Regions from separate parts of the Mus musculus genome. Here region 1 is linked to region 2. A link is a contact called in ENCODE POLR2A ChIA-PET data. All regions are on one chromosome and are shown on one strand. Each heading gives the region's core, a stretch centred on a gene start or an enhancer-like site at or near the end of the contact. The rest is flanking DNA. Distances are from core to core; before and after follow the strand shown.

What was found. ChIA-PET counts read pairs that join two places held with the same protein, here RNA polymerase II (POLR2A).
Region 1: POLR2A ChIA-PET joins it to region 2 with 11 read pairs in Patski. The contact joins the promoter of Zfp948 here to the promoter of Zfp53 in region 2. POLR2A ChIA-PET finds 5 or more read pairs at or near these places in 3 of 5 experiments (Patski and embryonic stem cell).

The regions. Positions count from the first base shown.
Region 1 is chr17:21,565,532-21,568,729 of GRCm38, reverse strand. It overlaps Zfp948 (zinc finger protein 948), which reads right to left and starts at 1,752. Exons shown (of 6, transcript NM_001002008.2): 1 at 1,485-1,752.
Region 2 is chr17:21,487,461-21,490,322 of GRCm38, reverse strand. It overlaps Zfp53 (zinc finger protein 53), which reads right to left and starts at 1,335. Exons shown (of 5, transcript NM_013843.3): 1 at 1,058-1,335.

The DNA.
Region 1 (3,198 bases), core at 503-3,002, 78 kb before region 2:
AAAAGCTTGCAAAATAAAACACCAAAAACCCTGAGGAGGAGCAAGGGAGGCTGGAAGCAAACTATTCTCACCCATACAAACCAGACGGCTGTAATTCTGCAACATCCAGTCTCTGTACAAAGCCTCCCCAGCATGGTCCTGACATTGCCCCTCCTTCTTGAAGAAGTCCACAGTCACACCAGTGGCTGTGAACTGACCACAAAGTACAAAACAGCAGTAAAAATATTTGTCTTGGTTCACACCTTTAATCCTAGCACTCAGGAGACAGAGTTGGGTGGAACTCAGTGACTTCCACTCCAGCCTGGTCTACAAGGTGAGTTTAGTCCAGATGTAGCAACAGAATGGGCTCAGGGATCAAACACAGCAAACAAAAGAACTAAAAAATTACAGTTTGGTTGTATGTCCATAGAGTCCTTTACTAGAAAGGAGACAAAAGACTACTATTGACATTTTTCTAATATAGAAGAGTTAATTTTTCAAAAGACGCTTTATAGTTTTATAGTTTACAACAATACGTTTCATTCGTGTTTTCATTTTTCTTCTCCCGTTTCCAATAGACGGGATTTCTCCATAGCCCTGACTGTCCTTAAACCATGTCTGTATACCAGGATGACAAGGATCTTCTAGACCTACCTGCCTGTTTCCCAAGATAGGGATTAAAGATTTGTGCTTATAATGTCCTTTCTAACTGTGAACTGTAACAGATGTGCAGCTTAGTTGTCATGTGGGCCCTGTAACAACTGGAGCAGAGCCTGTCTCTGACTCTGTTGTCTGCCTTTGGATTCCTTTTCCAACTGGGCAGTCTTGTCTAGCCTCAATGGTAGATAAGCCTAGTCCTACTGCAACTAGACTGGCTGAGCCACTGGACTCCTCCCCTTCTCTGAGGAGAAATGGAGGAGGAAATTGGTGGAGGAGAAGCAGGAGGAATGGACTGGGAGGAGAGGAAGTGGGGGGAGGGGTGGTGTTTGCGATAGAAGTGTAAAGTAAATAAATTAATAATGAGAAATAAAAGTTTACTTATAAATGTTAATGTTCACAACCATACCTATGTAATTTGCAAAAATAAAATATTCTTTCAGATTATTTGCAACCACTCCTTTATATATAGTATCTAAAAGATATCCGGGGATGCCAAGTCACTGTAAGTCTCCTGGTAAAACAGGCCAGTTAGAGTGAATGAATGTAAATTTCAAGAGCTTTTTCCTTTTAACCTGAACAAACAGAATTGGTTTTCAAAAATCAATACATAAATTCAAATATTCTACTACAGTATTCTAATAGGAACATTTGGCATTCAGAAGTCAATTTAAAAAAAAAAAAAAAAAAAAACAGGATTAGTCCGATTTATGTGAGCTAAAAGTTCTCGACAAGGGAAGAAAGACATCTACAGCAGAATTCCCGAGCCAGGTTCCTTAGAAGCAGAAGACAAACCGATCACACCCTGTTCCCTTCCCGCCCTTTTCCAACCCCACAGCTCCTCTGACCTGGGCGGTTCCAGGGCCGCCTGGCTCCGGTTCTCGCCGCTTTGCGACTGATTGCTGATTCCTCCAGGATGCCCCGCAAGGCACCCGCGGCTGCCTGGAGTTTTAGCTTCCCACGAAGTCCTCTGTGTCCTCTGACCCCAGGTCTGAACCACGCGATTCCCCACGGGGCAGGGCCGCGAGCTCTGGACCTGACAGGTCCTTGACACTTCTGGTTCTTCGTCCCACGTTTCCAGCCTCCCACACCCAGTTTCCAGCTTCCGTTCACGTCACTGCCCTAACTCCTCCCACTGGGAATACTCCTCCCACTCGGAACACTATGTTTTCCACCCCCACCTAATGTCTAACAACCTTCCACCATGTTTCTGGGTGAATATCCCTGCCCCGCGAACACGTCCCTCCCACTTTGTCTCAGGCTTCCTGCCATACAGCTCCAGCTGTCAGGCTGCTTCGGACCCGCTATGCACAGCCTCCCAGTGGCCACTGTCTGCCTAGACCAGAACTGGGCCTAATAGGACGCTGCACCCCGGTATCTGATCCCCATCCTGGGTACTGAATCCTTTAGATGCAAAATAGCCTAAAACTAGCCTCTAGGACACATACTTCATACCAAACAATAACAGGCTAACTTGAGAAGCCAGAGTCCCATTCCCAACACACAAACATAGGAAGCCAATACCAAATTCTGAAAATTTGACTATGGTACAGACATTCAAAGAACTTGGATTTTGAAAAAAAAAAAGAAAGGTGTCTAAAGAAGTCAGTAGTCATCGTTTTGTCATCAGCATAGGGCTGAAGTCATCCCGCACTGTACTGCTTTCACCACTAGATGTCATTTTACTAACTCAGAAAGGCATTTGTCTTCTGTGAGTCATTCACGAGGCTCTTTTCTCATGACAGATTTCTGGTGGATGCAGACTCTTGGCTAGCCCAGTCGCAAAAAAAAAAAAAAAAAAAAAAAAGTAAAGTACGTGGTTCTAGTCATAAAAAAGTCTGTTACTCTATAACAACTCCAGCTCTGGGAACACTGAGGAAGAAGAGTAGGTTAGGAAATAAGGGAAAGAGGGAAAAGGGCTAAGACACACCATCCTCTAGATCCCATACAACTATTGTAATCAGTAACCAACAGCAACTGTCCTTCCCTGCACTGGCCTCACACAAGACCACAGTCAGTCTAGGAAGTGGAACAGCTCTCTATATGTTGGCTATGGATAGAGTGTAGAAGAATCACTGCCTTTAGTTGTCATCCTATACTGAGCACATCAGACTCCAGCAAGGTCTCACAAATGACTCTGGTTCATCTCAGTGATCCCAGGCAAAAATGAATGGAGATGAACACAGTAGAGTGACTGTTGGAACTGTGGACCATAGTGAAGAGGTAGGAGGTGAGAGTGGCAGTATTTGAAGTGGGCACAGAAACACACAATGCTGTCATGTGTGTGTGTCTGTGTTTGTGATATATCTAATAATAGAAAAGGGGGGGGGGTATTTATTCATCCATTCATTATAGACAGAGTTTCTCTGTGTGTACCTGTGTTTAAAAGCTGGTGCTAAGCCGGGTGTGGTGGCGCACACCTTTGATCCTAGCACTCGGGAGGCAGAGGCAGGTGGATTTCTGAGTTAGAGGCCTGCCTGGTCTACAAAGTGAGTTCTAGGACAGCCAGGGCTAAACAGAGAAACCCTGTCTCAAAAAAACAAAAACAAAACAAAACAATAC
Region 2 (2,862 bases), core at 86-2,585:
TTTGCTGCAAAACTGGGTTTCTCTGTGCAGCCTTGGGTTTCCTTAAACTCATTCTGTAGACCAGGCTGGCAAAGAACTCCACCTGCCTCTGCCTCTGGAGTGTTGGGAATATAGGTGTGTACCACCACCAAATGCTGTCTAACTGTGAAAACCCTGTAGCCTGATTCCCTCAAACAGCATACTGTGATTTTCCAGGCTCTAATTTGCAACATTAAGAACTCAGAAGAAGACAAAAAAAAATTTTTTTTGTCTGACTTGCCTGCCTTCCTTACTTTTTTTCTCTCCTTCCCTCCCTCTTATCCATCCTTCCTTCTTCCTTCCCCTTGTTTGTCTTGTTGTTGTATTTATATTTAAGTTTTTGGAGACAGGGTCTCACAATGTAGCTGTGGTAGTCCTGGAACTCACGATGTAGATCAGGTTGGCCTACAAACTCAGTGAGATCCATCTGTCTTTGTCTCCTGACTGCTGAGATAAAAGATGAGTGTCACCAAGCCTGGCGGCACCCTTTTCACAACGCTATATTTACATCACAGAGTGAATACACAGAGTTTTAGATGAAAAATTAATGGTGGATAAAACGTTGACTTTTAAAAGTTAATGTTTACATCCATACCTGTGGAACTCACAACAAATTGTACTCTTAATTAAATTTGCAGGTGTTCCTTTCATGACTAATATCTAGAAGCTTTCATGGAATCATAGTCCCTAGGTCCATATGCCACTCTCTTGAATAAGGAAGTGGTAGCACACGGAAGTTAGTATGGATAATCGAAAATCTCAAGAGCTTTGTCCTTTCCACCATAGCAAAGAGAACCGCGTTTGCAAATATCAACCGATAAATTTAAATGTTCTACTAGGTTATTCGTAGGAGAATATGTGGAGGGTAGAAGATCAATTAAAAATAGCACTATTCAGTCAATATTATTGAAAAATGTATCGACGAGGGTAAGACATCCAACAGCACAGTTTTGAGAGCTGTCATCTTTATGAGTTGCGGAGACATTGATCATGCTCTGCTCCACTCCCGCCCGTTCTGCAGCCCCGCAGCTCCTCTGACCTGGAAGGTTCCAGGGCCGCCAGGCTGCTGTTCCCGCCGCGGCGCTGCTGACTCTCCCAGGACGCCCCGCCTGGCACCTGTAGCTTTGGGGGTTCACGGGTCCCGCGAGACCCCGGCCGTGTGCTCTGCAGGCAAGTCTGCACCACGCGACTCCACACAGTGCAGACCCTAGGCCGGAAACGCGTTCTTAACACTTTAGGCTCTGACTATTTAGCCTCAATTCCTTAGGCTCACACACATTGCATCTCAGTATCCCTGCTGGTCACTCCTCTAAACTCGCCCACTCCACACCCTTCCTCTACACCCAGCCAATGTGTAACATCCTCCCATCCTCTGCTTCCGGGTGAGTGGCTCCGCCCCACGGAAATCAGTCCCTCCCACTCGGTCTCAGGCTTCCTCCCACAGATCCAGCTGTAAGGCTGACCTGGCCTTGATCTGCACGGTCTTCCCACCTGCTTGTTGCGAGCCTGGACCAGAACTGGATCTGATATGACGCAGCATCCCGGTATCTGACCCCCATAGTGAGTTCTGAACCCGTCAGATACAAAATAGGCATCCTAACACCCCCATTGGACTATGAGCCTCTGGGCCATATAATATATACCAAAGAGCAAAACAGGCTAAATTCAGATGCCAGAATGCCATCTATTAAAATGCAAACGTGAGAACTCAAAACCATATACTGCAATTTTGATTTGGGGAGAGACTTTTCAGGAACGTGGAACATAGTCTTCGTTTTAAAATAAAGAAAAATCCTACCTGATAAACAGCTTAAAGGAAGAAGCCATTGAAAAGTCCTACCCGCCTATGATGTCTATGAACCACATCAGTGGTCCCCAGTTACCTTTGCATAATTTTAGTTTAATATAAATTGCGGTGTTTTAAGATTTAAACTTCATTAAAAGCTTTTGCAAGTTTCTTAACTTTATGTTTCCATTACTTACACAGTTGTGATTTGTAAGTAGACCTCTGGGGAGTTAACATTTTCTTATACTATAATTGCATGGATTTTCAGAAAAACCAAGATGAAACAAATAATTGAGAAATCAGTAATCAGCTTTAGGGTGCAACTCAGAGTACATGTTTCTGTTTTTAAATATTTTTTCTCAGAAATTGATGAAGAAGAATTTAATGCACTCAGATTCACAATACTTGGGTAAACTAATGTACCATAATGAAGATTACTGTTTTGATGACCCAGACTTTGTAATATTAAAGGCTCCATTTAAAACATCAAAGGCCTTTTCTTTCTTTCCGGGGGGTGGGGGGAAAAAGAGAGAGAGAGAGAGAGAGAGAGAGAGAGATAGAATCACTAGATTCTTCAAAAGTTATTGATGTAAAGCAAATATTCTGCCAGATGTCAGAGTTTCTAGATGATTTGAGGCAGGTCTGCAGTGGACAGCTATTGCTTATTTCTTTCCTCCATTGTCTGAGTTCCACACACTGTTGTGTTTCTTAACTTTCCTTTTACAGTTATTCTCAAGTCAACTCTCTACAATGACTCCTGAGATCATTTACCAGAAGGGTATCAGTGTATCCTCCACTGAGAAGAAAATGAAGGATGTAATATGAATGAATACCTACATATAAGGAAGGCAATTACAGAACAATGCTACTTCATGGACTCACATTAGGTTTATATTTGTAAAAAAAAAAAATTCCAATCTGACATCAGCATAGTCAAGTAAATTTTGTTTTATACTAGTGTTAAGTCACTGTAATTCAGATACAATAAGGTGCAATGTCTTCTAACAGTTACAACAGGCAGGACACCTGTTGTGTCCTGCTCATTCACTTGCCCACCA